4 separate regions of the Homo sapiens genome follow, and regions 1, 2 and 4 are each linked to region 3. Evidence: chromatin contacts called from ENCODE Hi-C or POLR2A ChIA-PET data. All regions are on one chromosome and are shown on one strand. Each heading gives the region's core, a stretch centred on a gene start or an enhancer-like site at or near the end of the contact. The rest is flanking DNA. Distances are from core to core; before and after follow the strand shown.

Region 1 (6,674 bases), core at 1,611-4,110, 320 kb before region 3:
ATGGAGTATCAGCCTTTCCCTTTGAGTTTCCTGGCATTTGATGGTCCATATCACAATAAAAACATACTTCTGAGTCTGTGAATGTCTTGGGTGTCTTCTCTCATTCTCTCTCTCTCTGGGTGTGTGTGCATGTATGTGTCTGTCTGTCTCTGTGTCACTCTCTTAATAATAGTCTTTTAACTCCTTCAAAAAGAGTTTTGATCATAAAGCCTCAATCTAACCTGATAATGCACAGAAACTTTTTCTTTCCTGAGATTTCATATGTTCTATATATTTCAATATGCTTATTTCCTCTTAAGCAACATTAAAATCATCTATTTGGAACTGACTATAGATTTTTTTGAGACTTCGAGGGACTATGAGAATTTTATAGTAAAACCAAATTCTTTCTTTTGACATTTTTAACAACAGAGCAGAATGGTAATATACTTATTATACACAGAGATTGAAAAAAAATCAAGAAAATCTGAAAAAAATAAAGCACCAATTCCCTGGAATTTTCATCTACTCAGCCCTCACTGAACCCTATTAAATTAAAAAAATTATGATTACTTTCATTTTTTAAACAGAAATGGGAATATGGCTCCTACGTGTGACTTCCCTGAGATCTGCGAAAGGCAGTTCCAAGAATACAACCTAGGCCATCTAACTATAACCCAGTACAACAATTTATCCCCTCCATGAATGAGTCTCCCTGCTGCAGGCATGAAGATGGTGGTAGCTTTCAGACTCTCCTGAGGATTCAGAAATTCCCCAACCCTTCTCCCACCTACCTCACTCTGCAAGCTAGGAGAGCTCACCACCAAGCCCACATCCCACCTTAGGTGAGACTCGCACTGCACATCCCTACCCTTCCCCAGCCACCACACCTTTCCAACCATTAGAGGTAGATGTAATTGGGGGTTTAGGTCTTGAAAGGTTTCACTGTGGCTTCCCACATATTTTGGACTTTTAAAATCATCCACAAGGGAAGAAAAAGTTGAGGGCCAAGTTGCCTTTAATACACATGTGGCTATTAAGTTAACTTGGAATGTTCCTTCTTTAAATAGGAACTCTTAGGCCTCTTCTTTTTGAGGAATGCTTGGAAAGGACATTAAATAACAATGACGAAAATTCTTCCTGAGCTTCAGAGGGCACCCCCACCCCTTTGCTGGCCATTCACACTATTGACATGCAACTACACTCTATAACATGTGGCTGGCTTAACGAGGTAATCGTGCACAGATGATATGCTCTATGCTGAAGTTGGAGTGGTTATATTTCTTCTTGGCTATTTTTCAACAGACTGTACTGAAACTTTAAAAATTTGATCAGTTTAAACAGGCTGTTTTCAAATGATAAATCTATAATGCATTGTTTCTAAAGCCGATCTTTGCACCACAAACAGATATGCTTATCTTGAACCCATGCTCTGAAGCATCAACAACTTAAAGGAATCTACTCATTGGTAACACCAATGTCAAATGATGCGGCATTACAGAATACAAAAATGGTATGGCCCTAGAATCACTCTCTTTATATAAAATGGGAACTGGAGGTATTAACAAAAAAGCCACTAAACAACATAGATTCCAAATGAAAGCACAGTGAATTAGTTGGGTCTTTAGTGAAGCTAAGTAGCACTATATTAAGAAATGGAGATATGCTTAGGTTTATTGGCCATATTCAACATCTGCACACACCCAGGGAGAATAAAGCCTATTCTTTCCTTGTCCTGACCTCACTCCCTCAGGCTGCATGTTCCTTGGGTAATGAGAAGTCACAATCACTATTCATAGATGTGTGGGGAGTCACTAAAAATATATTATTCACTGTCAATCTTAGTTTATATCCAGATACAACAGGGTACACTGCTCTTGTAATGGAATCAGACTTCTTATTTTAACAAGACAAACCAAATCCAATCCACATTTGAAGATTATAGGTTTTAATATAAGAAAATGCACTCATTTCTCAAAGACCCTAGTGAAGCTGTGTTTAAATGCTCCTAGGTGAACCCCCTTTGCATCCCAGTGTTCCCACCCTGACACCCAGAGCCCCTACCTACCCAACACAGAATCATTTGCTCTGATAGAACAATGGATCCCTTTTTCTGGAAACATTGATGGCCACTCCTCCCTTGTCCTTGCCTATATAAAACTCCTACATATATTAAGAGAAAACTAAGCAAGAGTTTTGGAAATCTGCCCCAGGAGACTGCATCCTGAGTCACACGCGTCTTTGTTCTCTTTCTTGTCCCAAAACCGTTACCTCAAGTGACAAATGATCAAATCTCAAATATAGAATTCAGGGTTTTACAGGTAGGCATCTTGAGGATTTCAAATGGTTAAAAGCAACTCACTCCTTTTCTACTCTTTGGAGAGTTTCAAGAGCCTATAGCCTCTAAAACGCAAATCATTGCTAAGGGTTGGGGGGGAGAAACCTTTTCGAATTTTTTAGGAATTCCTGCTGTTTGCCTCTTCAGCTACCTACTTCCTAAAAAGGATGTATGTCAGTGGACAGAACAGGGCAAACTTATTCGAAAAAGAAATAAGAAATAATTGCCAGTGTGTTTATAAATGATATGAATCAGGAGTGGTGCGAAGAGGATAGGGAAAAAAAAATTCTATTTGGTGCTGGAAATACTGCGCTTTTTTTTTTCCTTTTTTTTTTTTTCTGTGAGCTGGAGTGTGCCAGCTTTTTCAGACGGAGGAATGCTGAGTGTCAAGGGGTCAGGATCAATCCGGTGTGAGTTGATGAGGCAGGAAGGTGGGGAGGAATGCGAGGAATGTCCCTGTTTGTGTAGGACTCCATTCAGCTCATTGGCGAGCCGCGGCCGCCCGGAGCGTATAAAAGCCTCGGGCCGCCCGCCCCAAACTCACACAACAACTCTTCCCCGCTGAGAGGAGACAGCCAGTGCGACTCCACCCTCCAGCTCGACGGCAGCCGCCCCGGCCGACAGCCCCGAGACGACAGCCCGGCGCGTCCCGGTCCCCACCTCCGACCACCGCCAGCGCTCCAGGCCCCGCCGCTCCCCGCTCGCCGCCACCGCGCCCTCCGCTCCGCCCGCAGTGCCAACCATGACCGCCGCCAGTATGGGCCCCGTCCGCGTCGCCTTCGTGGTCCTCCTCGCCCTCTGCAGCCGGGTAAGCGCCGGGAGCCCCCGCTGCGGCCGGCGGCTGCCAGGGAGGGACTCGGGGCCGGCCGGGGAGGGCGTGCGCGCCGACCGAGCGCCGCTGACCGCCCTGTCCTCCCTGCAGCCGGCCGTCGGCCAGAACTGCAGCGGGCCGTGCCGGTGCCCGGACGAGCCGGCGCCGCGCTGCCCGGCGGGCGTGAGCCTCGTGCTGGACGGCTGCGGCTGCTGCCGCGTCTGCGCCAAGCAGCTGGGCGAGCTGTGCACCGAGCGCGACCCATGCGACCCGCACAAGGGCCTATTCTGTCACTTCGGCTCCCCGGCCAACCGCAAGATCGGCGTGTGCACCGGTAAGACCCGCAGCCCCCACCGCTAGGTGTCCGGCCGCCTCCTCCCTCACGCCCACCCGCCCGCTGGAAAAAGAAACCGCTCGGACTGAGTTTCTTTCTCCAGCTGCTGCCAGCCCGCCCCCTGCAGCCCAGATCCCAACTCGCATCCCTGACGCTCTGGATGTGAGAGTGCCCCAATGCCTGACCTCTGCATCCCCCACCCCTCTCTTCCCTTCCTCTTCTCCAGCCAAAGATGGTGCTCCCTGCATCTTCGGTGGTACGGTGTACCGCAGCGGAGAGTCCTTCCAGAGCAGCTGCAAGTACCAGTGCACGTGCCTGGACGGGGCGGTGGGCTGCATGCCCCTGTGCAGCATGGACGTTCGTCTGCCCAGCCCTGACTGCCCCTTCCCGAGGAGGGTCAAGCTGCCCGGGAAATGCTGCGAGGAGTGGGTGTGTGACGAGCCCAAGGACCAAACCGTGGTTGGGCCTGCCCTCGCGGGTGAGTCGAGTCTTCCTCTAAGTCAGGGTCGTGATTCTCTCCCAGGGAGGGAGTCCTAACTGTGCCGACCGAACGGGGGAAATACCTTATCCAGGCGTTTTACATGGTGTTTGTGTGCTCTGCTCTCGCAGCTTACCGACTGGAAGACACGTTTGGCCCAGACCCAACTATGATTAGAGCCAACTGCCTGGTCCAGACCACAGAGTGGAGCGCCTGTTCCAAGACCTGTGGGATGGGCATCTCCACCCGGGTTACCAATGACAACGCCTCCTGCAGGCTAGAGAAGCAGAGCCGCCTGTGCATGGTCAGGCCTTGCGAAGCTGACCTGGAAGAGAACATTAAGGTACATGTTCTGCTCCTATTAACTATTTTTCACAGGAAAAACAGTGGATAGGACCCAACTTAGGGCTCTTGCCACGCTTGTTAGTATAAGCCCGTTATCTCCAAAACTATCTAACCATTGAGCTGTTTTGCTGGAATGAGAGCTTGTGTAATAGCAACCACCAGTTTTCCACTACGAAATCTTCCACAGGGTTAGTTAATTCAAGACATTCCAAGAGAGGCTCTGGCTATTTTTGGACATAGCAAATGAGACTCAAACTTCCTCCCCTCAAAATATAAACAGAAGTCAGACAACAGAAGACTAAAACACAGAGGGTTGAAGAAAGCCACTCCTCTTGTAGAGTCGCTGATTTTTTTTTTTCCTCTCTCTTTTCCCTTGTCTTCCTTAGAAGGGCAAAAAGTGCATCCGTACTCCCAAAATCTCCAAGCCTATCAAGTTTGAGCTTTCTGGCTGCACCAGCATGAAGACATACCGAGCTAAATTCTGTGGAGTATGTACCGACGGCCGATGCTGCACCCCCCACAGAACCACCACCCTGCCGGTGGAGTTCAAGTGCCCTGACGGCGAGGTCATGAAGAAGAACATGATGTTCATCAAGACCTGTGCCTGCCATTACAACTGTCCCGGAGACAATGACATCTTTGAATCGCTGTACTACAGGAAGATGTACGGAGACATGGCATGAAGCCAGAGAGTGAGAGACATTAACTCATTAGACTGGAACTTGAACTGATTCACATCTCATTTTTCCGTAAAAATGATTTCAGTAGCACAAGTTATTTAAATCTGTTTTTCTAACTGGGGGAAAAGATTCCCACCCAATTCAAAACATTGTGCCATGTCAAACAAATAGTCTATCAACCCCAGACACTGGTTTGAAGAATGTTAAGACTTGACAGTGGAACTACATTAGTACACAGCACCAGAATGTATATTAAGGTGTGGCTTTAGGAGCAGTGGGAGGGTACCAGCAGAAAGGTTAGTATCATCAGATAGCATCTTATACGAGTAATATGCCTGCTATTTGAAGTGTAATTGAGAAGGAAAATTTTAGCGTGCTCACTGACCTGCCTGTAGCCCCAGTGACAGCTAGGATGTGCATTCTCCAGCCATCAAGAGACTGAGTCAAGTTGTTCCTTAAGTCAGAACAGCAGACTCAGCTCTGACATTCTGATTCGAATGACACTGTTCAGGAATCGGAATCCTGTCGATTAGACTGGACAGCTTGTGGCAAGTGAATTTGCCTGTAACAAGCCAGATTTTTTAAAATTTATATTGTAAATATTGTGTGTGTGTGTGTGTGTGTATATATATATATATGTACAGTTATCTAAGTTAATTTAAAGTTGTTTGTGCCTTTTTATTTTTGTTTTTAATGCTTTGATATTTCAATGTTAGCCTCAATTTCTGAACACCATAGGTAGAATGTAAAGCTTGTCTGATCGTTCAAAGCATGAAATGGATACTTATATGGAAATTCTGCTCAGATAGAATGACAGTCCGTCAAAACAGATTGTTTGCAAAGGGGAGGCATCAGTGTCCTTGGCAGGCTGATTTCTAGGTAGGAAATGTGGTAGCCTCACTTTTAATGAACAAATGGCCTTTATTAAAAACTGAGTGACTCTATATAGCTGATCAGTTTTTTCACCTGGAAGCATTTGTTTCTACTTTGATATGACTGTTTTTCGGACAGTTTATTTGTTGAGAGTGTGACCAAAAGTTACATGTTTGCACCTTTCTAGTTGAAAATAAAGTGTATATTTTTTCTATAAAGGGCTTGGTTATTCATTTATCCTTCTAAACATTTCTGAGTTTTCTTGAGCATAAATAGGAAGTTCTTATTAATCATAAGATAATTCACCAATAATTTTCTAAATATCTTTAATTATTCTATACATTAATAAATTGATTATTCCATAGAATTTTTATGTAAACATACTTCACACTGAATCAAGTATCACAGACTTGCAGGCATACACACCACATTGACTATACAGCCATTTTTTTTGTTATCTTCACAGAACTTTATAGACACTTTAAATTCAATTCTCTCTAGATTACTTCAGTCTCCATTAACCCTGTTGTATTACACTTGGTCCTTTTGGCATTTGTACCTCTCTGGCCGTTATAGGTTAGTTTCCAACCCTTCACATCACAAACTAGTCTATGTGCCTTGCACGTGGAAAATGTTTACATTTTTTAAAAATTTTATGCTCTAGGTCTGTTTCTGAACTTCATTACCTTACTGTTAAATCTGAAAATTATGAAATGAAATCCTCATTTAAATGGAGCTATTTCATAAGTCTTGTTTTGTATAATTCCGTTTTTGGTTGCCATGATAACCAATGACAAACAGATGGCATAAATAGAAAAGGGAGGATGAGCAAATCT
Region 2 (7,027 bases), core at 2,174-4,673, 270 kb before region 3:
ATTTTGAGGGCCTCTAAAATTATTAAAGCAGCAGCAGCCGCTGAACGCAGACATGAGGGCTAGGCTAAAACAGTAAGGTCAAGTTGTTTGGACAGAAAGGCTACAGGGTGCGGTCCTGGCTCTTGTGTAAGAATTCTGACTGCACTAACCATGCCTAGGAAGGAAAGGAGTTGTTGTTTTATAGAAGGTGCTGGGGTTTGAGAGATCAGTCGGACACGATTGGCAGGGAGAGCACATGTGTTTTTATGAGAATTATGCCGAGATAGGTAACAGATGAGGAAGAAATTTGGGCTTGATTGAAGTAATGGGGGCTGTCTGTGAAGCTTTGTGGCAGTACAGCCTAGGTAATTTGCTGGGCTTGATGGGTGTCAGGGTCAGTCCAAGTGAAAGCGAAGAGAGGCTGGGATTAAGGATGCAAAGGAATAGTAAAGAAAGCATGTTTGAGATCTAGAACGGAATAATGGGTTGTAGAGGCAGGTATTGAGAATAGGAGAGTATATGGGTTTGGCACCATAGGGTGGATAGGCAAAACAATTTGGTTGATAAGGCGCAGATCCTGAACTAACTTGTAAGGCTTGTCTGGTTTTAGGACAGGTAAAATGGGGGAATTGTAAGGAGAGTTTATAGGCTTTAAAAGGCCATGCTGTAGCAGGCGAGTGATAACAGGCTTTAATCTTTTTAAAGCGTGCTTCGGGATGGGATATTGGCGTTGAGTGGGGTAAGGGTGATTAGGTTTTAATGAGATGGTAAGGGGTGCATGATTGGTCGCCAAGGAGGGAGTAGAGGTATCTTATACTTGTGGGTTAAGGTGGGGGGATACAAGAGGAGGACGCAAAGGAGGCTTTGGAATGAGAAGAAGAGCGGCAATGAGATATAGCTGTAGTCCAGGAATAGTCAGGGAAGCAGATAATTTAATTAAAGTGTCTCAGCCTAATAAGGGAACTGGGCAGGTGGGGATAACTAAAAAGGAGTGCTTAAAAGAGTATTGTCTAAGTTGGCACCAGAGTTGGGGAGTTTTAAGAGGTTTAGAAGCCTGGCTGTCAATACCCACAACAGTTATGGAGGCAAGGGAAACAGGCCCTTGAAAAGAAGGTAATGTGGAGTGGGTAGCCTCCATATTGATTAAGGGGACAGGCTTACCTTCCACTGTGAGAGTTACCCGAAGCTCGGCATCCGTGATGGTTTAGGGGGCTTCCAAGGCAATCGGGCAGTGTCAGTCTTCAGCCGCTAAGCCAAGAAGATCTGGGAAGGAGTCAGTCAGAGAGCCTTGGGCCAGAGTTCCAGGGGCTCTGGGAGTGGCTGCCAGGTGAGTTGAACAGTCCGATTTCCAGTGGGGTCCCACACAGATGGGACGCGGCTTAGGAGGAATCCCGGGCTGCGGGCATTCCTTGGCCCAGTGGCCAGATTGCCGGCACGTGTAGTAAGCTCCTGTGGGAGGAGGTTCTGGAGGAATGCCTGGCCTCTGCGGTTCAGGCATTTGGAAGTTCTTGTGTGCTGGAGATGTGGCTGGGGTTTGTCTCACCGTGGAGGCAAGGAATTGCAACTTTTTTCTATTATCGTACACCTTGAAGGCGAGGTTAATTAAATCCTGTTGTGAGGTTTGAGGGCCGGAATTTAATTTTTGGAGTTTTATTTAATGTTTTATTAATGTCGGGTAATAAAATGTATTTTGAGAATAAGACGGCCTTTTGACCTTTTAGGGTCTAGGGCTGTAAAGTGTCTCAGGGTTGCTGCCAAACAAGCCATGAACTGGGCTGGATTTTTATATTTGATGAAAAAGAGCCTAAACGCTATCTGATTTGGGATAAAGAAAAAGGAGCATTAACCTTGACTATGCCTTTAGCTCTAGCCACCTTTTTAAGAGTAAATTGCTGGGCAGGAGGGGGAGGGCTAATCACGGAACGAAACTATAAGCCGGACCAGGTGTGAGGAGGGGAGGTGATAAAAAGATTATAGGGTGGAGGAGCGGAGGCTGAGGAAGAATTGGGACCTAGCTCGGCATGATGAGGAGCAGTCTGGGGAGGAAGGGAGAGGTCAGATGGGTCTGTAGAAAAGGAAGATTAGAAAGACTCAGTGACGCTTGGGGTTGGTACTGAGGGGACATGCGGGAGGGAAAGAAGGAAGATTTGGGACGAGTTGCACTGGGCACAGAGACTAGGAAAGGAGTGATGTGTAAAAGAATGCCTGGACATCAGGCACCTCAGACCGTTTGCCTATTTTACGACAAGAATTATTTAGATCTTGCAGCAAGGAAAAATTCAAAGTGCCATTTTCTGGCTATTTGGAACTACTGTCGAGTTTGTATTGGGGTCAAGTGGCATTGCAGAAGAAAATAAGGCATTTAGGTTTTAGGTCAGGTGTGAGTTGAAGAGGTTTTAAGTTTTTGAGAACACAGGCCAAGGGAGTAGAAGGAGGAATAGAGAGTGGAAGTTTGCCCATAGTGAAAGAAGCAAGCCTAGAGAAAAGGAGGGAAGGGGTTCGGGGGATCTTACCTTCCAGAAAAGTGGGAAAAGGGGTTGGGGCACAGAGATAAGAGGTTGGAGCATGGAAATAAGGGATGAGGTACAGAAGGGGTCGGGGCACGGAAATAAGGGATTGGGGTGCAGAGATAAGAGGTCGGGGCGTGGAAATAAGGGATTGGGGTGCAGAGATATAAGAGGTTGGGGCACAGAAATAAGGGATTGGGGCACAGAGATACGAGGCTGGGGTACTTGCCCCTCCTCTAGAAAAGCGGGACTTGCCACTAAGGGTGAAGGAGAAGGGGTTGAGGGGTACTTGCCCCTCCCCCAGAAAAACAGAGAAGGGGTAGAGACAAGGAGAGAAGGGGTTGGGGTACTTGCCCTGTCCCCCAGAAAAGCAGAGAAGGGGTAGGGACAAGGAGAGAAGGGGTTGGGGTACTTGCCCCTTCCCCAGAAAAGCGGGACTTGCCGCTACGGGTGAAGGACCAAGGCAGGCGTCCCTGCGTGGTCTGACACCTTTGAAACGTGGGTGAATAATCAGAGAGGCGCCCCTGCAATGATTAAACACCAAGGGAAGGCTGCCTTCCCAGTCCGTGACCGGCGCCTGAGTTTTGGGTCCACGGATAAAACGTGTCTCCTTTGTCTCTCCCAGAAAATGAAAGGAATTGAAATTAAGAGAAGGGAGAGATTGAAGAGTAGAAAGGAGAAAGTGGTTGAGGGACAGTGAGAGAGGTTGGAGAAGAGAGTAAGAAGAGGCCACTTACCTGATTTAAAATTGGTGAGATGTTCCTTGGGCTGGTCGGTCTGAGGACCTGAGGTTGTAGGTGGATCTTTCTCACGGAGCAAAGAACAGGAAGACAGGGGATTGATCTCCCAAGGGAGGTCCCCCGATCCGAGTCATGGCACCAAATTTCATGCGCGTCCGTGTGAAGAGACCACCAAACAGGCTTTGTGTGAGAGCAGTAAAGCTGTTTATTTCACCTGGGTGCAGGTGGGCTGAGTCCGAAAAGAGAGTCAGCGAAGGGAGATAAGGGTGGGGCCGTTTTATAGGATTTGGGTAAGTAAAGGAAAATTACAGTCAAAGGGGGTTTGTTCTCTGGCGGGCAGGAGTGGGGGGTCACAAGTTGCTCAGTGGGGGAGCTTTTTGAGCCAGGATGAGCCAGGAAAAGGACTTTCACAAGGTAATGTCATCACTTCAGGCAAGGACCGGCCATTTACACTTCTTTTGTGGTGGAATGTCATCACTTAAGGTGGGGCAGGGCATATTCACTTCTTTTGTGATTCTTCAGTTACTTCAGGCCATCTGGGTGTATACGTGCAAGTCACAGCGGATGCAATGGCTTGGCTTGGGCTCAGAGGCCTGACACTAACCTTCCTTTTGGCTTCAGAAAAGTTGATAAGCTACAAAATGTTCCTCCCTGACACTGTAAAGGAAGAAACAAATAACTCAGACACAATTTGGAAGATGGTCACCTATCCATCTCAGAGTAAAATAGAATGTCGATCTTGAATAACATAAAAAGAAATGGCATTAAACTCAGTAAATATGCTATAGGTTTAAAACAATAAAACAAAGAAAGGAAGAGAGGAAACAAGGAAGGATGGAATAAAAGAAGGAAGGAGGGAAGAAAGAAATAGAGGGAGAGAGGAAGGTAGAAAGGAAAGGCTCATTCCACCTGCTCCACTTAGAAGAAAATACAGGTGATAAAATTGAGAATAAACACTGAAAAAATGTTTCATGTTATATAACAGGTTGATAGGAAGGAATACAAATCCAATAAATAAAAAGAAGCTCAAAGAAGAAACAATAAAACAATAGAAAGAGATTTTAAAACAGGGAATAGCAGGTCCCAAAAAATAAAAATATAGAAATAATAAACTAGAAATAGCAGGTAATATAATAAGCATTGATAAAAAATGAAAGCAAGGGGACATATAGGAATGTTTGAGATAATCACAGTGATGAAAAATATTTTTAAAAGAGATTAATGCAATAATCAAGAAGCTAACAAAGAAGGCAGAACGTTAACTGTCATGGGTTGCATGGATGCTTGTTAATTTCTTCCTTATACTTCACAGTATTTTTTTTTAATTTTCAAAATAAAAATAAAATCTGCCATTAGAAAATCTCTATTGTTTTTAAAAGGGAGGTTATGGGAGGTGGGGAGGTGTTAGGAGGCAGTAAGAAACTGACATATAAAAAAGGGACAGCTTAGTAAGGAAATAAAGACAGAAAATATAAACCAAGTACTATTAGTCCTGTCCCACAGTAAAGAGAAGCCTAAGAGAGCCAGAGGCAACAAAAGGAATGGGGTAAAGACAATAGAAAAATGGAAGGACAAGAGCATATTCAAGAAGAGAGATGGAAGCAGTACAGAGGTGGGAATTACAGGTGTGTTTGTGGGGGGGGGCTGTGTGTGTGTGTGATTTGAGAAACAAAGCCTTGTAGGAAGTGAGGCATCAGGTCTGAAAGAAAAAGAGTTACACTTCCTCTATGAGGGACTAGAAAGAATGTCAACAGGTGTGAACTCAAATGCTTGAAAGTGGAAAGGAAGATGATACAAAACAAATGTCTTGTGCAGTGCAGCAGAATTCAAGCCAGAATAACTGGTTTAGAATGCAACTACTGATGGAATAGAACTTAATGAAAGAACAGGAACATTTTCAATGTGCTTTCAGAGGAGACAATATACAGTATTGTTTAAATATATGAACTTTGCCAAGTCCTGGGTTCAAATTCTTGCTTGGATAATGTAAATCATTTAGCACAATGTCTGGAACAAAACCCAGTAAATGATAGCTATGATTATTTTTATATTTGTATTTGATCTATTTCAGAGATGTCTTGGTTATCACAATATTGCTGATTCATTGGGTCTATGAAAATTTATGTTCCATATTTCAGTTTCACTGTCAACTATCCATCAGACACCTGATGGATGGGATAATTTTGTTTACCTCTAATTCACTTCACTACTAACTTAGCCAATGCTAAACTCCATTGCCCTGAATTTCAAAGATAGGAGGGAGGGTGAGAAAATGTCTCTCCTCTTTGGTAAAGTGTGTGAAAGTTGCCCAAAATCTATTTGTTCCAGATGCCCCAGTGTGTTTGCTACTGGGGTAGTAACACCAGTAGCACTGATGTGCTTTTCCTCATAGCAGAAGGTGTTACCTGGAGTTGAGGGATGTGAGAACCAAGAGGCACTACCCTGTGTCTCCACCTTTGCCAGTGAATGTTTATGATAGCTTGTCACTGGAGAAACACTATGTGCTTTGTAGAGAGGTTTTCATTTGAGATGTCAAAACTGAAAAGTTCACGCTTTCCCTTCAGTTCACCAGGCAGCAGACTTTCCACAGGACAGATTAACTGAAACAATTGTGAATGGCTCTTGAAAAGTATTCTTATTCTTTTATTATTATTTTTAAAAATTCTGCTTTGTGCACTGGGAAGAGATCTATAAATAAACTCTTTCAAAAAATTTCCCATTGAAAGTATCTTCTAGCACTTGAAAACTACGGAGGCAAAGAATAATTACTGTGAAATTGTCCTCTGGCTGTATTTCTGTAACTTGTTATTCCTTAGCTGTCTTAAGTGGATGTTTGGTATGACTGTACCTTTGGTTTTCATTCATCTGGACATTTTTTACTGAGCAACTCCGATGTGCCAGACATTATGCTAGAAATAACAGATGGTTTTGGAGACATGACTGATATGGTTTGGATGGTTTTTTCCCCTCCAAATCTCATGTTGAAATGTGATATTCGATGCCAGAGTTGGGCCTGGTGGGAGGTGTTTTGGTCATGGGGGTGGATCCCTCATGAATGGCTCTGTCCTTGTGCTAATGAATTCTCACCTTAAGAGTTCACACAAGACCTAGTGTTTAAAAGAGCCTGACACCTCCTCCCTCTCTCTCTTGCTCCTTCTCTTTCCATGTGACATGCTGGCTCACCCTTTGCCTTCTGCCATGATTGGAAGCTTTCTGGGGCCTCACAAGAAGCCAAGCAGATGCTGGTGCCATGCTTACATAGCCTGCAGAACTGTGAAGCAAATAAACCTCTTTTCTTTTTAGATTACCAAGTTGTGGGTATTCCTGTATGGCAATGCAAACAGACAAACACAATGACGATAAACATATGAAAAGGAAACTATCTTTGTAAGAAATATATGCCAACTTGGTGTGGGTCTGTGTCCCTACCCAACTCTCATGTCAAATTGCAATTCTCACTGTTAGAGGAGGGGCCGGAGGGGAGGTGACTGGATCATGGGGGTAGACTTCCCCTTGTTCTCATGATAATAAGTGAGTTCTTATGAGATCTGGTTTGAAAGTATGTAGCCCATCCCCTTATGCTCTTGCTCTCTCCTGCTGGCCATGTGAATACGTGCTTCCTTCCCCTTCACCTTCTGCCATGATTGTAAGTTTTCTGAGGTCTCTCAAGAAGCAGAAGCCTGTGCAGCCTGCAGAACTGTGGGCCAATTAAACAACCTCTTTTCTTTATAAATTACCCAGTCTCAGGTATATCTTTATAGCAGTGTGAGAATGGACTAATACAGATGCTAAAATGCCGAA
Region 3 (6,587 bases), core at 2,756-5,255:
CATGAGCAGCAGAGTAAGACCATCATCTCAAAAAAGAAAGAAAAAAAGAAAGAAAGAAACTTAACAGTTCACCTGATCAATAGACACAAGCCAAAACCACACCTTCCATGCAAGTTAGACTTTGGAATAGACTGCCTGTGTCACTTAAATCTGAACCTACACTTTCTAAGTTAACTGGACCTTGAAAGTTTGCCTATTCTTTTCTTCTTTAACTTTAGAACAATCTGTACCTTCTCTTCTTTTCTTCTTCAACTTCAGAACAACCTGTACCTTCTTGGTTCTGAAACTTTACTCTGAACATTAAAATGTTCAGAGTAATTTGTAAGTAAGTTAATGGCTTAGAACGCTTGCATTCTGAGAGGCAGCTACCATTACATCACCCATCAATGTAAACCGTAAACATTCCTCATGTTACAGAAGGTCTCAGTGTCCACAGAATTCTGGCAACAAATGGGTTGTTGTTGTCTCAGAAAAGCCCTAGGGGCCTGCCAACATCAACTTCTTTGTCTCAGGAACCTGCCCTTCCTGGTTCCAGTGCTAGATCTTGGGTGATAGGTGGACAAGCTAGACTGGGAGAGCCCAGAGAAACTAATCGCACTGAGGAGGGTGGTAGAGGTGAGGCGGATGCTAGGCTCAGGTCCAACAGCAAAAGGAAGAAGGAGTCCACAAAGGAAGGGAGACCTCACATAATAACATAATGCCAGAGATAGATGGGCAGGTGACTAACTTCAGGGAGGGCCAGTCATGAGGAAAAAGCAGAAAAACCTACAAGGAGATTGACAAGCACACAAAGCAATCAGAAAGCTAACCAGGTAGGCAGTTGGTATAGGAAGGACAGAAGCTAATCCTCAGCAAGTGGAGATCCAACACTGAAGCTGAATTGAGAACTGGCTGTCTTGGTGAGACTGATGTCAGCAGTGCCAAACCAGGTCTGAGAGGCAATGGTACACACCAGGAGACAAAGCAGACACCCAGCATGGAATAGAGAGCCCAGCTCTAGTCCTCCAAACAATGACTATGGCAAAGTAGAATCAATGGTCACAGTTTGATACCGCTGTTTGCCAGTACCTATGTGTGTGAAAAGATATTTTCTGACTAAATAAGTAAAAATCTCATTACTGATCAGCACAATGAACATCTATAATCAATTTGGAGATGAGAAACCTGATGTGATGACTCCTGTGGTGTAGCAATTGTTTTCTACTGAACGATCAGCATTCCTAAGGTTGTCTCTGGTTCATGGAAGACTGTTTCTCTTACTTTGTCTCAAGTACAGAAATATTCCCTAGTAGTGTTAGATTTCTAGGAGCCCTTTCTTGTTCATTTTGAAACTCAGAAATCTTTGGATTTCCAAACATTTTCCAGGTTTTCATAGGCTCTTCTCATTTTTAGTGTACTCATGAGGGCCTCATTTATGACTCAAATTCTAGAGATGTCTCCAGAAGAGACATTATAAAACAACCATGCTGCCTGGGCTCTCCGAGGTAGAGCTCAGTGTCACAGTGCTCCCACGGTGCCCATCCATGAAGCAGAAGGTACAGGCCACGTACTGTTTACATCTCTGAAACCTGGCATGAACCAAGTTATTTCCCCAAACCTTTAAACTCCTCTCTGCCGTGTCAACTCCGTGGTGGCAGGAACTAGGTCAGTTTGAGCTTACAGTCTTGTTCTAGTGTCTAGCACAGTGGCCAACACCTAGAAGACATTCAATGAACACTTGCTGAATAAATTTTGTAACGGTTTCAGAAATAACATTAGAAGTATAAGCTACCACATACATAAATGTCCAGTGAACCCAACTGTTATAAATTATAATAACTTTACTAGGTATAACTTTGTAGGTGTTCCAAATCTTTCTCTACATCCAGCATTCCAGAAATAGCTATTACCTCAGAGGAAGTCTTGTCCATAAAATAAAGGCACTTCAGATGTTTTTATTCTACCCAAAGTAATGAATAATGACTGAGCACCACCAAGTACCAGACTTTATGCCAGGTGTTAGGAAATGCAGGCATGTTTAATTTCTGTATCTACTCTAAAGAGCTTTAGTCTAGTTGAAGAAGTAGACATTTTAAACCATAATATAGTGTAATCTGTGCAATACTAGTAGTGCTAATAAAGTGCCAGGAGGAAAGAGGAAGAAATACAAATTTTTCTACAGAAAGGGATTTAGAAAGATATCTACGTGAGTTTGCTCAGACTGCTGTGAATAGCATACTATAAACTGGGGTGATTCGAGTCTCAGCAAACTGAACGCTGAGAACTCAGGCTTCTTGTTCCTTTTGGCTGCAAGAAGGTTGGCAGCCAGTCAGAACTTTACCCACTTGTAAGAGATCAGGCTTCTTGTTCCTTTTGGCTGCAAGAAGGTTGGCAGCCAGTCAGAACTTTACCCACTTGTAAGAGATTAGATGTATCTTCCTTGGTGATTCAGACCAGCCTAAGGGGAAAGACCTGATGATACCAACTTTGGGGATTCTCCAAGAAACAATGTCCCCAGAACACACTATAAAGATGCTCAAAGTTGATAAGCCCTGCCCAGCTGCTCAGAGTTTCCAGTTGGCTCTTTAGTCCCCCACTCTAAATCCTGATAGGACAAGGATGGAACAAGAAGCCTGAATTCTCAGCTTTCAGTTTGCTCAGACTCAAATTACCCCCCAGTTTATAGTATGCTGTTCACAGCAATCTAAGCAAACTCCCCTAGGTATCTTTCTAAATTCCTTTCTGTAGAAAAATTTGTATTTCCTCCTTTTCTCCCTGGCACTTTATTAGCATCACTAGTATTGCACATATCACACTCTATTATGGTTTAAAATGTCTATGTCTTCAACTAAGCTAAAGCTCTTTAGAGTAGATACATGGGCCCTAACCTGACTGATGTCCTTCTAGGAAGAGAAAATTACGACACAGACATGTACAAAGGGAAGACCATGTGAAGACACAAGGAGAAGAAGGTCATCTACAAGCCAAGGACAGAGGCCTCTATAGAAACTAACCCTATCAACCTCAACCTCAGACTTCCAGCCTCCAGAATTACAAGAAAAGAAATTTCTGTTGTTTAAGCCACCCAGTCTGTGGTATTTTGTTATGGCAACCCTAGCAAACAATACCCTAAGCCTAACTTTTCAAGTTTTTCTCCAGCAGGAAATCTGAATTATTTCTTTTCAGCTTTTAGTAGCTATTGTGTGGACAACATGGTTGCATGTGCATATTAAAGTTGTTAGAAAACTAAATTTATGCCAGGTCAGACACTTGTATAACAAAACCATGAATGGGGAGTCATCAGCTCATCACTTAGCAGCTACAAAGGAGTAGTTCATGCTTAGCAGTTTGTGGCATTTCACAACCGTCAAAGAAGTGAAAGGCCTTTGGATGTCTATGACTCTCATCAACAATTTTCTTTATGAGGCAAAGAAAGCTGATCATTCAAGACATAACAGATGTTTTAGGGGTTGGTGATGATGGTGGCATATGAAGAAAAACACATACTCTCAACAATATAATAGCAAATAGAATCTAGCAATATATTAAAAAGGATAATATATTATGACCAAGTAGCATTTATACCATAGAAGCAAAATTGGTTTGGCATTCAAAAGTCAATCAATTACATTTGCACTGAGGTTATCATAGCTGAGAAGACACCGTCTCTGTGGCTTCAGCTCCTGGCTGCAGGCCGCTGATGGAGGTCCAGAAGGTCAGCTGCTCACAGACATCAACTTGGTGTCGGCTGCGGCTCCAGCATTTTCCGCAGGCTGCAGCTTCTGGGTTCCAAACTTTTCATTTCTCAGTCTGCAAGCGGGTTAGCCCCGAACAGGAAGCAACTCCTTCTCCAGCCGGGAGGTGGCGGCCTGCGGTCGACGATGCCTCCGGGGTCCTTGGGCTCAAGGTTCCGTTTGGGGGCGCTCTCGTCCGGCTTGCGGGCCGCCCTTCTCCACAGACGGAACCTTCTGGTGGCGCCGCTGGTTTCTGCGGGGTTTGCAAACGGCGCGTACCGGGCCCTTCCCGTCTTCCGTACAGGTTCCTGCTGTTGGCTGGGCTCGGGAGGGAACGCTCCAGGTAAAGCGCTGGGGGAGGAAGCGACGCCGAGGAGCTACGGTTTCCTCCAGAGGTCTCCGCCCCTCTGCCCCTATATTCCCAGAGCTCGAGTCTGATCCGGGCCTTGCCGGGCACCCTGGAAAGGCGGGGGTGATAGTACAGATGGAGACGCAACTGCAGAGCATTTTCGAAGAGGTGGTGGTGAGTGCAGCTGCCGGCCATCCAGGACTACGGCTTGGGGACGGGGAGACGCGGGGGCAGCCGACCAAGGAAACTGGCCTGGGCAACCTCCTCTCACGCCTCCCTTTTTATTCCCTTGTTTTGACACCGAGGTTGTATGCGGGGAAGTTTAGTGATTCTCAAACTGCTGTCAAGTTCATTGTATCCTTTGAAATCGATACAGTGACAGGCCAGACAGGTATTGATAGTTTCAGAGCTGATTAAGGTGACTTGCCCTGTGTTACATTGTAATACTTGGCTAAGGGAGGCGCCTTTTTAAAATTAACATTGTTTACATTTTGTTTTTTTTTTTTTTACAGAAAACGGAAGTTATAGAAGAGGCTTTTCCTGGGTGAGTGTATGCGTGGCAGAGTTTTGTGTTTTTATGTGATTGTGTCTGTCAGATTTTACTTAGTTTCGTGTTGGAAGGTTATAAGATCCACTATTCTGATTGTGTGTAATTACCTTTTTAAAACGAATGACAAATAATGTAATTTTTATTTTTTTAGCATGTTTATGGATACTCCTGAAGATGAGAAAACAAAACTAATTAGCTGTTTGGGGGCCTTCAGACAGTTTTGGGGTGGTCTTTCTCAGGTGAGCGCTTCATTTTTAATACATTCAGCTGATGATTTTTGGCCTCTTCTTTTTTTTTTTTTTTTTCTTTTAACATTTACTTTCATGCTGCTCTTAAGATCTTCCTGAGAAGGGAGAAATAAAATTGTTATCATTTTTTATTCTGGCTTCCATTTGTTTTAATTTGTATATTTCAGTGGAAAACCTGTGTTGAGAAGTCAAGTTGATACTGCACAGTGTGAGATGTTTAAAAAAAAAAACCTCCCCTATGTTAGATTAATTGAGATCATTTTCATCCTATTCGGATTTATTTGGTACACTTGAAAACAGATATGTTAAGCTTTACTTGTCAAGGATACAAATTCCATTTTTCTGCTAAATAAAGGAATTGGCACAGCATTGATACAAAGATGCTACAATAGGAATACCAAGATTCTATAATAAGGATAGGAAAATATTATAGTAAAAATGAGGAGACAAACTGTAAAAGTAACAAAGAACAGCTACCAGAAAATGTATCCGTGAAAAAGACAAAAATGTGTCATCCTCGAAGAGCTCACATTGCAGTAGTGCCTTACCTTCTCATGGTACACTATAGGTAGGGAAATGAGAACTGTTTGCGTGTCAGCCACTGGTGATAAGATTTGCCACTCAGACATGGATCATATAATGCCAATACAGTCATGTTTTAACCTTTTTGTTTAGTTGTTTTCTAATAGGTAATACATTTATATGGTTCAAAATGCACAGGTATAAAAGGGTGGATCCAATAACTAGTCTCTTTCTCTTCTCTTACCTGTTATTTTTTCTGTCTGTAGCCAATATCCTCAGGTTATGTTTTCTTCTAGAAGTATTTTATGCATATAGAAACACTTTTATAGCATGATCATATACCATGTACACTGTTCATTAATTAGCACTTTTTTTCTCCTAATAATAATCTACAGGTAATTCCCTATCAGTCCAAGCGTTACTTGTTCCTTCCTTTCTTACTTTTTTTTTTAAATAGCAGCATAATATTCCATTGTATGGCTGTACCTTCCTCCTTTTAACCAATCTTCTACTGTCTTCTAAGTTTCTTCTTACTTTTTCTAATTTAACCAATGCTGTGATGAATAATATTATGCATGAAAAATAGGATAAATTCCTAGAAATAGTATTGCTGAGTCAAAAGCCTTATCAGTTTGTAATTTTTATAGAAATTATTAAATTTTCCATAAGGGTTATACTAGTTTATGCTTCCACCAGCAGTGTTTGAGATTATCTTTTTCTTTTCTTTTTTTTTTTTTTTTTTGGAGACAGAGTCTCACTCTGTCGCCCAGGCTAGAGTGCAGTGGCGTGATCTTGGCTCACTGCAACCTCTGCCTCTCGGGTTCACGCCGTTCTCCTGCCTCAGCCTCCCGAGTAGCTGGGACTACAGGCACCTGCTATCACGCCCGGCTCATTTTTTGTATTTTTAGTAGAGACGGGGTTTCATCGTGTTAGCCAGGTTGGTCTCGATCTCCCGACCTCATGATCTGCCCACCTCGGCCTCCCAAAGTGCTGGGATTACAGGCATGAGCCACCGCGCCCGGCTGAGAGTATCTTTTTCTTATAACCTCACAATAGAGTGTTAAGCTTTTTGATCTTTGCCAATCAAAAACATGAGAAATTTTATCTCAGTATAATTTTATTTTGCATTTCTCTCAGTGATGTTGAATATCTTTCCAAAATTTAAAAAAAAATTCATTAAACACTTTATGAATTATGATGTGGCC
Region 4 (7,689 bases), core at 2,904-5,403, 260 kb after region 3:
GTGTATGTCTGTGCTAAGAAGTTTATTTAGAGTCTCATCCCAAAAGTGTAAACTTCACAAAAAGCTTTACATAGCCAATATGATGGGGCTCTATAATGTTGGGTATATGCAAGTCACTATTATTAAAATTCAAATTATTTTACTTTTCTAAACTAAATTAAATGGAGCACTGAGCCCAGAGAACGATGCCTGAAAAAAGACCCTTTGTGACTATGGTCAATAATAATTTAGTGTTCATTTAAAAATAATAACTGAAAGAGTATAATCGTATTGCTCATAACACAAAAGATAAATGCTTGAGGCGATGGGCACCCCATTTACCCTGATGTGATTATCACACATTCCATACCTGAATGAAAATTTCCCATCTACCCCATAAATATATACATCTACTATGTACCCACAAAATTTAAAAATTAAAACAGAAAAAAAAAAAGACCCTTGGTATCCAGGCTGCCATGGTCCCTCAGGAGATGCTCTTTGTCTTGGTCCGCTTACCTGAAGCAGCCTCACTCTCTCCGGGCTCTGGGTCTTGTTCATGTCACAAACAGACCCCGTACTCTATTCAGGATCCAGGCCACCCCCAACTGGGCTTCTCCCTGCACACAGAACCTGAATTCCCCCAACCCGCAAACACGCTAAAACCCTTAACTCCTTCCAGTGCAGACTTTTGTCTCCGGCCTTGACTCCTTCCAATCTGTGTTCCTTGTTGCAGCCAGAGTGACCGTTGTCATTTTTGTTTGTCTGCTCACTTGATCTTTAACAAGATTTACATTAATTTAACATGGTCTCAAAACGGCATTCATATTAGTTAATGCAATACAATTTATTTTAAATTACCTGTGCAGTTTGAACCAAAAGTTGTCCATTACTTTAGGTTTAAAATAAAGAGGATTTGGTGTTTGTTTCTTTTTTAATCTATGACAAATATGTAAAACTCCTCTGTCAAATACTAAGGCAGGCAATATGAACCATGAGAAACTTACTTTTGTTTTACTTAGAAAAGAAAACTATGTAAAAACTTAAAATTGTACCAACAAAGCTGTTTTGTAATGTTTCCTTGCCGGTCTAAAAATTTTCAATAATTGTAGTGTAGTCTTGGAGGTGGGAGCCCATTTGCACCCCGAATTCGTTTTTCATGGCTGCCATAACAAATTACCACAAATTTGGTGCCTTAAAACACAGAAATGTATTCTGTCTCAGTTTAGGAGCTCAGAAGTCCAAAACTGAGGTGTCAGCAGGGTCTCTCCAAAGGCTCTGGGGGAGAATCTTTCCTTTCCTTTCTCAGCTTCTGGTGCCTTCTAGCATTCCTTCGCTTGCAACAGCATCATTCCAACCTCTGCCTCTTGTCTTCAAACGGCCTTCTTCTGTCTGTGTCTCTCTGTGTCCTGTCTCTCCTTTCTCTTATAAAGACATCAGTCTTTGGATTTAGGGCCCACCTTAAATCCAGGATTAATTTATCTCAATATCCTTAACTAATTACATCTGCAACGACCCTATTTTCAACAACGACCTAGGAAACAATCTCATTAGCTGTCCATCTTTAGTTAACATTGCATGTAGAGTATGTGCCCGCCTACACCAAGATCCAAGTAATTTCCTTAATGAGTTGACACATCAGTTCATTTCATCTGCTGAGGTCAGTGAGAGAACTCAACATATTGGCTATCAATATTTCTGAATTTTATTTTTTAAAGGACACTTTTATCCTAGTTACTCCAAGTCTAGAATAGATAATTAACTAAAGCACTAACAAGTGCAGGAGAAGTTAAAATTTACCTCTCCCAATCTTAGATCTTAGATGGGAAAGAACCCTGTATCAAAAGACCCATTAACAAGAAAAAAACAAACAAGTTTATTAGCAAGTTTATTAGTTTATTAACGTGCATCATAACACATTATTCAAGAGACACCTCAGTGAAAAGTAACTCAAAATGGTTTCAAATTCCACTTATATATCATCTTCAATAAAGAAAATACATTTGTAGAAAAATAACAGGATGAAGGAAAGTAGATTTAGTCTTCCAAGGTGGGAAACTGTAGGACGGTAAACAGATGGAGAAAACTAATGCAATAAGGTTGGTTTACTGATTCCTCTGGTGCTGTCTCTGAGCTCCTAAGGGTCTACAGTTGTCTCCAGTAAAAAATAATTTATATCCTGTCTTTAGACAAAAAAGGGGGCGTATATAGAGTGCTTTTCCTCCAGTTGCTGCTTCTTTAGCTTAAAATTTTTTATCCCAAAGAAGCATATTTTTGGGTGACATATTCGATTTACCTCACACGGATACCTTCTGCTTTCAAATGTGCATCGAATGGCATGCCAGGAAGTCATGGAGCCCAGGTTTCAGCTCATAAGCAGAGAATGATTGAAGGGTGGCAGAATATGCCACCTCGAAGTATGCCACTTTGGCATAAGGAATATTTTGAGCTAAAGGCACATAAAAATAAAAGCAGCAGGTACAAATGCTCTGACCCTACATTTTTCTTCCCAAAAGCAAGAGCCAAAACCCCCATATGTGCAATTCTTTTACCAGGAGGAAAATAACATTCTTACCAAGGACAGGAAGTTGAAAGTGAGGAAATTTTGTAAAACAGACCTTGTTAAACTCATTCATATCTTCCTTTAGCCTTTCCACATAGTTTAGTTATTGTTCCACAATTGCCACTTTATTCAAGCTAGTATAAAAGCATTTAGGTTGTGCCACGTTGGGTTTTCATTTCCCTATGAAGCACTCCCATATCACATAAAACTTATATTAAATAAACGTGTATGCTTTTCTGTGTATCGGTCTTATGTCAGTTTAATTTGCAGGCTCAGCTGAAAAACTCTAAGAGGGTAGAGGTAAATTTGGCCTCTCCTCTAAGATCTAAAACAAATTTGGTCCTACCACACTGCTGCAAAAACCTATTGATGATATATATGCTCACTGCTCATAGGACAAAGACCTAACGCTAAACCAGGACCTGCATGGTCTGGCCCTTGGGTCTGACTCTAGTCTCGTTTCTGGTCACAGCCTCATTGGCTCTCTGTATCCCAACCACTTACACCTTGTTCCTCAAAGGTGGCATGCCATCATGCAATCCCCACCACAGGGAAACACTCACTTTTCTCTGTCAAACAAATGCTACTACCCCCCTATTCCTTTCTCCTTTTCCTACCCTGCAGCTCTCAATCAGTCCTCATTTTCTCGGGAGGCCTTTCCTGACCTCCCGGCCAGGCCAAATCCCTGAAGACAGTTCCCACAATCTCTTGCACCCCTTCTTCATGGCCCCTCTCACAGGGGCTTTTGTGTCTATTTGAGCAATTGTCTGATTAACATCAATGAGCCCAGTGAGGGTGGAGATCCCGTCTCTTTTGTTTTCCATTGTGTCTCCAGCATCCAACACAGAGTCTGACCCACAACCGATATCCAGTATACATATTTGTTGAATAAGTTAACAAGCACAATGATCACCCTGCTCGTCTGTGTTTTTTTATCTCACTTTGTTGGGTGGTATCCATAGATAGAGTCACGGGCATACCTGCATTGGATTCAGGGCAAAAATCCTTTGGCAATCTAGGCAGCTTTGTTCCCACTGAGAAAATTATAAACCTGAACAAAAGCTGAGGTTTGAGAAACGAGGACAAACACTGCTTTTGCACAGTCAATAGAGATTTTCACAGCATGTTCTCACCTTTTTTTTTTTTTCCCTTTAAAAAATTAGTTCTCTGCTATTGCCCAAGTAGGAGGTATACAATAGAGAGGAACAATGAGGAATTGGGCAGGGGGCCATGCTGAGTAGCAGGATATGATATCAGGTAACAACTTGTGAGCCATGTCCTCAGAGTCCTCCTGCCAGGCTATATCTGAATTGGTCACATCTTCTCCGAAAGCAGGCGTCCCCCTTCTGTGCACACTGACAGAGCCTGGTGCTTTGCAGAGCGCCTGCCAACTCCCGAGGAAGGCTTTGTTGGCAGGAGCACCAGGAAGTCTTGGTTTCTTAAAGGCAAGCAACCCACTGTTGAAATTTATGTTGGCCTCCAACTGCCACAAAGACAATCTGCTGAAAAGTTTATTTCAGGTTGAAATGAAAAGGAAATGTCTTAAATGAATCCAGCTGTTTGTTTCAGTTCTCATTTTTTAACTAGTTGAGCCCAGCATATTGATTTTCAGAAAAAAAAAGATTAAAAGGCTGCAGATGTATACAGCCCAGGGTATTGATTTTGGGGGGAAATTCAGTCAAATAATCAAAATGTCATTTCTGGATAAGAGTCCCCATCTTTTTGGATTTTAACAGGAAAATAACGAAGCCCTCCAGCGGACTGGGGAGGAAATAGACAGTAATTCTGCTGCTGCTTGTGAGCAAGTAACCCATTAGAAACTGGATGTAGAGAAACCCCTAAGGAAAAGTCTTTTTGCTTGTTACTCTCCCGTGTTTTCAGTTTTGAGCTCTAGACTGCGAAGGAAAAGTAGGAATACTTTTTTCATAATATTAAAAAACTATAATGTAATAATTTTTAAGATGCAGATTTCCAGGTCTCCAAACTATGAGACTTTGATGCAATTGGTCTGGCATGAGAGCCAGGAGCCTGCATTTTATTTTATTTTATTTTATTTTTTAAGATGGAGTTTTGCTCTTGTCTCCCAGGCTGGAGTACAATGGTGCCATCCCGGCCCACTGCAACCTCTGCCTTCCCAGGTTCAAGCAATTATGCTGCCTCAGCTTCCTAAGTAGCTGGGATTACAGGCACCCGCCACCATGCCCGGCTAATTTTTGTATTTTTTTTTTTTTTAGTAGAGACCGGGTTTTGCCATGTTGGTCAGGCTGGTCTCGAACTCCTGAGCTCAGGTGATCCACCGGCCTCGGACTCCCAAAGTGCTAGGATTACAGGCATGAGCCACCACACCCAGCCAGGAGCCTGCATTTTAAACTCGCACTGCACCTAGCTCTCTGAGAGCTAAGGAAGTCCTTCTGAATAGGTACTTCAATGATTCCCAAAACTTTTTCTTGCCATGGCACACGTTAAAAATGATAGACTTTGCCTAGCATACTGGAGTAAACAGATGGGATAGTTTCTAAGGATTAACTGAAGTTTTTGAAGGCCTTGATTATCATGGTAATTATACTGATAATTAACTGAATTCTACAGAGAATGAAGCAAATATGGACTTTGCCAGAGGCCAGGACTTTGCCCCCTTCTTTCTCCACCGACTCCCTCACAGGCTTCCACACCTACAACCACCCACTAGCCAAGCACCCCTGAACTGCCGACTGAACCTGGAGTAGGGCTAAGGCTGGGCCAAGAAAGGGAAGGGACTAGGCCCCCCAAGAGGAAGACAGTGAACAACTTTTTTTTTTTTTTTTTTTTTTTTAATGAAATGGGATCTGGTTCTGTCACCCAGGCTGGAGTGCAGTGGTACAATCATGGCTCATTACAGCCAATCTTCTGGGCTCAAGTGACCCTGCCACCTCAGCCTTCCGAGTATCTGGGATGACAGGCATGCACCACTATACCCAACTAATTTTTTCATTTTTATTTTTGTAGAGATGGAGTCTTGTTTTGTTGCCCAAGCTGGTCTCAAACTCCTTGGCTCAAGCAATCCTCCCACCTCAACCTCCCAAAGTGTGTGGGCCAATGTGCCCGGCCTCAACTTTTTTTTAAGGTAGACTTTTGATCACCAAGTTGTCATATAGTTACAAAGTTGTTAGCAATTTCTGAAAGGGTATTATTGCTTAAAATAAATCACTCTTACATAAATAATACCTAGTACTTAACTGGGACATACTGTATGTAGACCAAGAGCAGGCAGATGAGGGTGCACACCTCTGATTCTCAACCAGGAGTGATTCTGCCTTCCCCCTGCCCCACTCAGGGGGACATCTGGTACTGTCTGGAACCATTTCGATGATTGCTACTGGCATCCAGTGAATAAAGTTCAAGGCTGCTACTAAACACCCTTCCATGCAGACCAGCTCCCTACCACAAAGAATTATCTAGCCCAAAATAGTCATGGCGCTGGGGCTGAGAAACTCCTCCTTACATGAACATGTGGGAGGACAGAGTGTGTCTCAAAGGAGTTTTTCGTTTCTGTGAATGACAGTGTCTGGCTGAAGAGAACATATTTTGTTAAGGTGAAGTCTGGAAAGAAATGCAGGTTTAAATATTGTCTGTAAGTCAATGTTTACATTGTGTTTCAAGTTCAGTGCTGCTGGTAATTGTTTGGACCTCTGAATTGGTGATTGTGTCAGCCTAACTGCAAACCATTCCCATGGGGACCTGGGTACAACACCTCTTAGGGCACAATGCAGAGCCACATGAGCAAGTGGCAGTACTGTGACTACTTTTTGTTTTGTTTTGTTTTAAGAAACAGCAGCATTTCATAGGAAATAAGCATTAAACTGGTTGGAAAGAAACTGTTTTCTTTGCACTGACTTATAACCTCATATTTATCCCACACTAGTTAATGCTTCTGAAAGACATTATGGAATTCTTTGCTTTTAGAGTGAAGACATAATGACTGCAAAATAAATTTGCCAAAGAAAATCCTAGATGCTAAATGAATTAACAAAATCAGCAATATGTATTCATGGAGAAAGGCAAAAGCCCTCAATTAGACTTAAAATTTCCAAATTGAAACCTTGGACTCTGACCCCTGTGCATCTTCCAGGTCTTTCTGTCCACCTGGAGCACAGTCACTGAGACACTAGCATATTCCCAGACAGGTCTTGCCCTGCCATGGGCAACCAAGGGGTCTCAGGGAGATATACTGGATCCTTCTCTGTCTGGTGGCTAATCACACTGTGCACCAAGCTTTTTTGATGTGGCTACTCAGCACAGGGCTGGACCAGCCTGCAGGAGAGATTTCCTTTAGAGCCTGAGCGTAAATAGAAGCAGAAGACCTTCTGTTGCTGGGCTCACTCACATCACTTCCCCTTGAATAGATGCCAGAGCAGGTTGAAGGAGAAAACTCGAACTCTGCTCCTTTTCTTTGCTACCACTTCCGTTTTTCATTTTTACCCCTCAAGCCAGAAGGTGAAGGCTGTGCTTTCCTTTCCATCTTTTTTTTTTTTTGGAGATGGAGTCTCACTTCTGTCCCCCAGGCTGGGGGGCAGTGGCACAATCTCGGCTCACTGCAACCTCCGCCACCCAGGTTCAAGCGATTCTCCTGCCTCAGTCTCCTGAGTAGCTGGGATTACAGGCGCACGCCACCATGCCCGGCTAATTTTTGTATTTTTAGTAGAGATGGGGTTCCTTTCCCTTTTCTATCCAGATGAACTTCCTCCACTAGGCTCATGCCAGGAGGACAGGCACAGTGCCTTCCTTCTTCCTCACTTCGGCCTCAAGGCTAAACTTAAGGACATACACACAGTACAGGAGAGAGAACTCACAAAGAATAGCTAAGGAGAAAGATAATTTTTAATACTCTACTCATATTAGGTATGATCATCACCTTTTTACAGCTAGGAAATCAAAGTGAAAAAGACTTAAATTACATAGTAGGTGGTGGAGGCAGGATTATTATTATTATTATTATTATTATTATTATTATTGAGATGGAGTCTTGCTCTGTCCCCAGGCTGGAGTGCAGTGGCACCATCTCGGCTCACTGCAACCTCCGTCTCCCAGGTTCAAGCAACTCTCCTCCCTCACCCTCCTGAGTAGGTGGGACTACAGGCATGTGCCACCACACTCAGATAATTTTTGTA

Evidence for each region. Hi-C counts contacts between places; a loop is a spot of excess contacts on that map. ChIA-PET counts read pairs that join two places held with the same protein, here RNA polymerase II (POLR2A). Pooled maps may share reads with other maps.
Region 1: a pooled map shows a loop between it and region 3 (19-fold over the local background). The contact joins the promoter of CCN2 here to the promoter of MED23 in region 3. A Hi-C loop is called at or near these places in 3 of 50 pooled maps. POLR2A ChIA-PET finds 5 or more read pairs at or near these places in 3 of 52 experiments (AG04450, HepG2 and WTC11).
Region 2: a pooled map shows a loop between it and region 3 (2.8-fold over the local background). The contact joins the promoter of CCN2-AS1 here to the promoter of MED23 in region 3. A Hi-C loop is called at or near these places in 1 of 50 pooled maps. POLR2A ChIA-PET finds 5 or more read pairs at or near these places in 2 of 52 experiments (HepG2 and activated T-cell).
Region 4: a loop to region 3 is called in a pooled map, with 4 times the contacts of the local background. The contact joins the enhancer-like site here to the promoter of MED23 in region 3. A Hi-C loop is called at or near these places in 1 of 37 single-sample maps with no recorded cell type and 4 of 50 pooled maps. POLR2A ChIA-PET finds 5 or more read pairs at or near these places in 2 of 52 experiments (OCI-LY7 and activated CD4-positive, alpha-beta T cell).

What each region holds. Positions count from the first base shown.
Region 1 is chr6:131,947,558-131,954,231 of GRCh38, reverse strand. It overlaps CCN2 (cellular communication network factor 2), which reads left to right and starts at 2,860. Exons shown (of 5, transcript NM_001901.4): 1 at 2,860-3,125; 2 at 3,240-3,462; 3 at 3,689-3,940; 4 at 4,072-4,283; 5 at 4,672-6,056. The coding sequence starts at 3,060. The coding sequence ends at 4,968. All of the region lies in intron 2 of CCN2-AS1 (CCN2 antisense RNA 1), which reads right to left.
Region 2 is chr6:131,898,348-131,905,374 of GRCh38, reverse strand. CCN2-AS1 (CCN2 antisense RNA 1) reads right to left here and starts at 3,423. Exons shown (of 3, transcript NR_187596.1): 1 at 3,224-3,423; 2 at 1,141-1,428. RefSeq lists enhancers at 2,947-3,499, 3,500-4,053.
Region 3 is chr6:131,625,660-131,632,246 of GRCh38, reverse strand. It overlaps MED23 (mediator complex subunit 23), which reads left to right and starts at 4,005. Exons shown (of 29, transcript NM_004830.4): 1 at 4,005-4,236; 2 at 4,575-4,606; 3 at 4,764-4,851. The coding sequence starts at 4,198. RefSeq lists enhancers at 4,016-4,185, 4,316-4,365.
Region 4 is chr6:131,364,900-131,372,588 of GRCh38, reverse strand. All of the region lies in intron 3 of LOC105378005 (a long non-coding RNA gene), which reads left to right. Among named protein-coding and RNA genes, the nearest start is that of ARG1, 200 kb to the left of the region's middle. Within about 2 kb of position 4,153, at least 12 of the 41 ENCODE cell types and tissues checked have a DNase peak (open chromatin) inside an H3K27ac peak, as active enhancers do; they include OCI-LY7, where a contact is called at or near this core.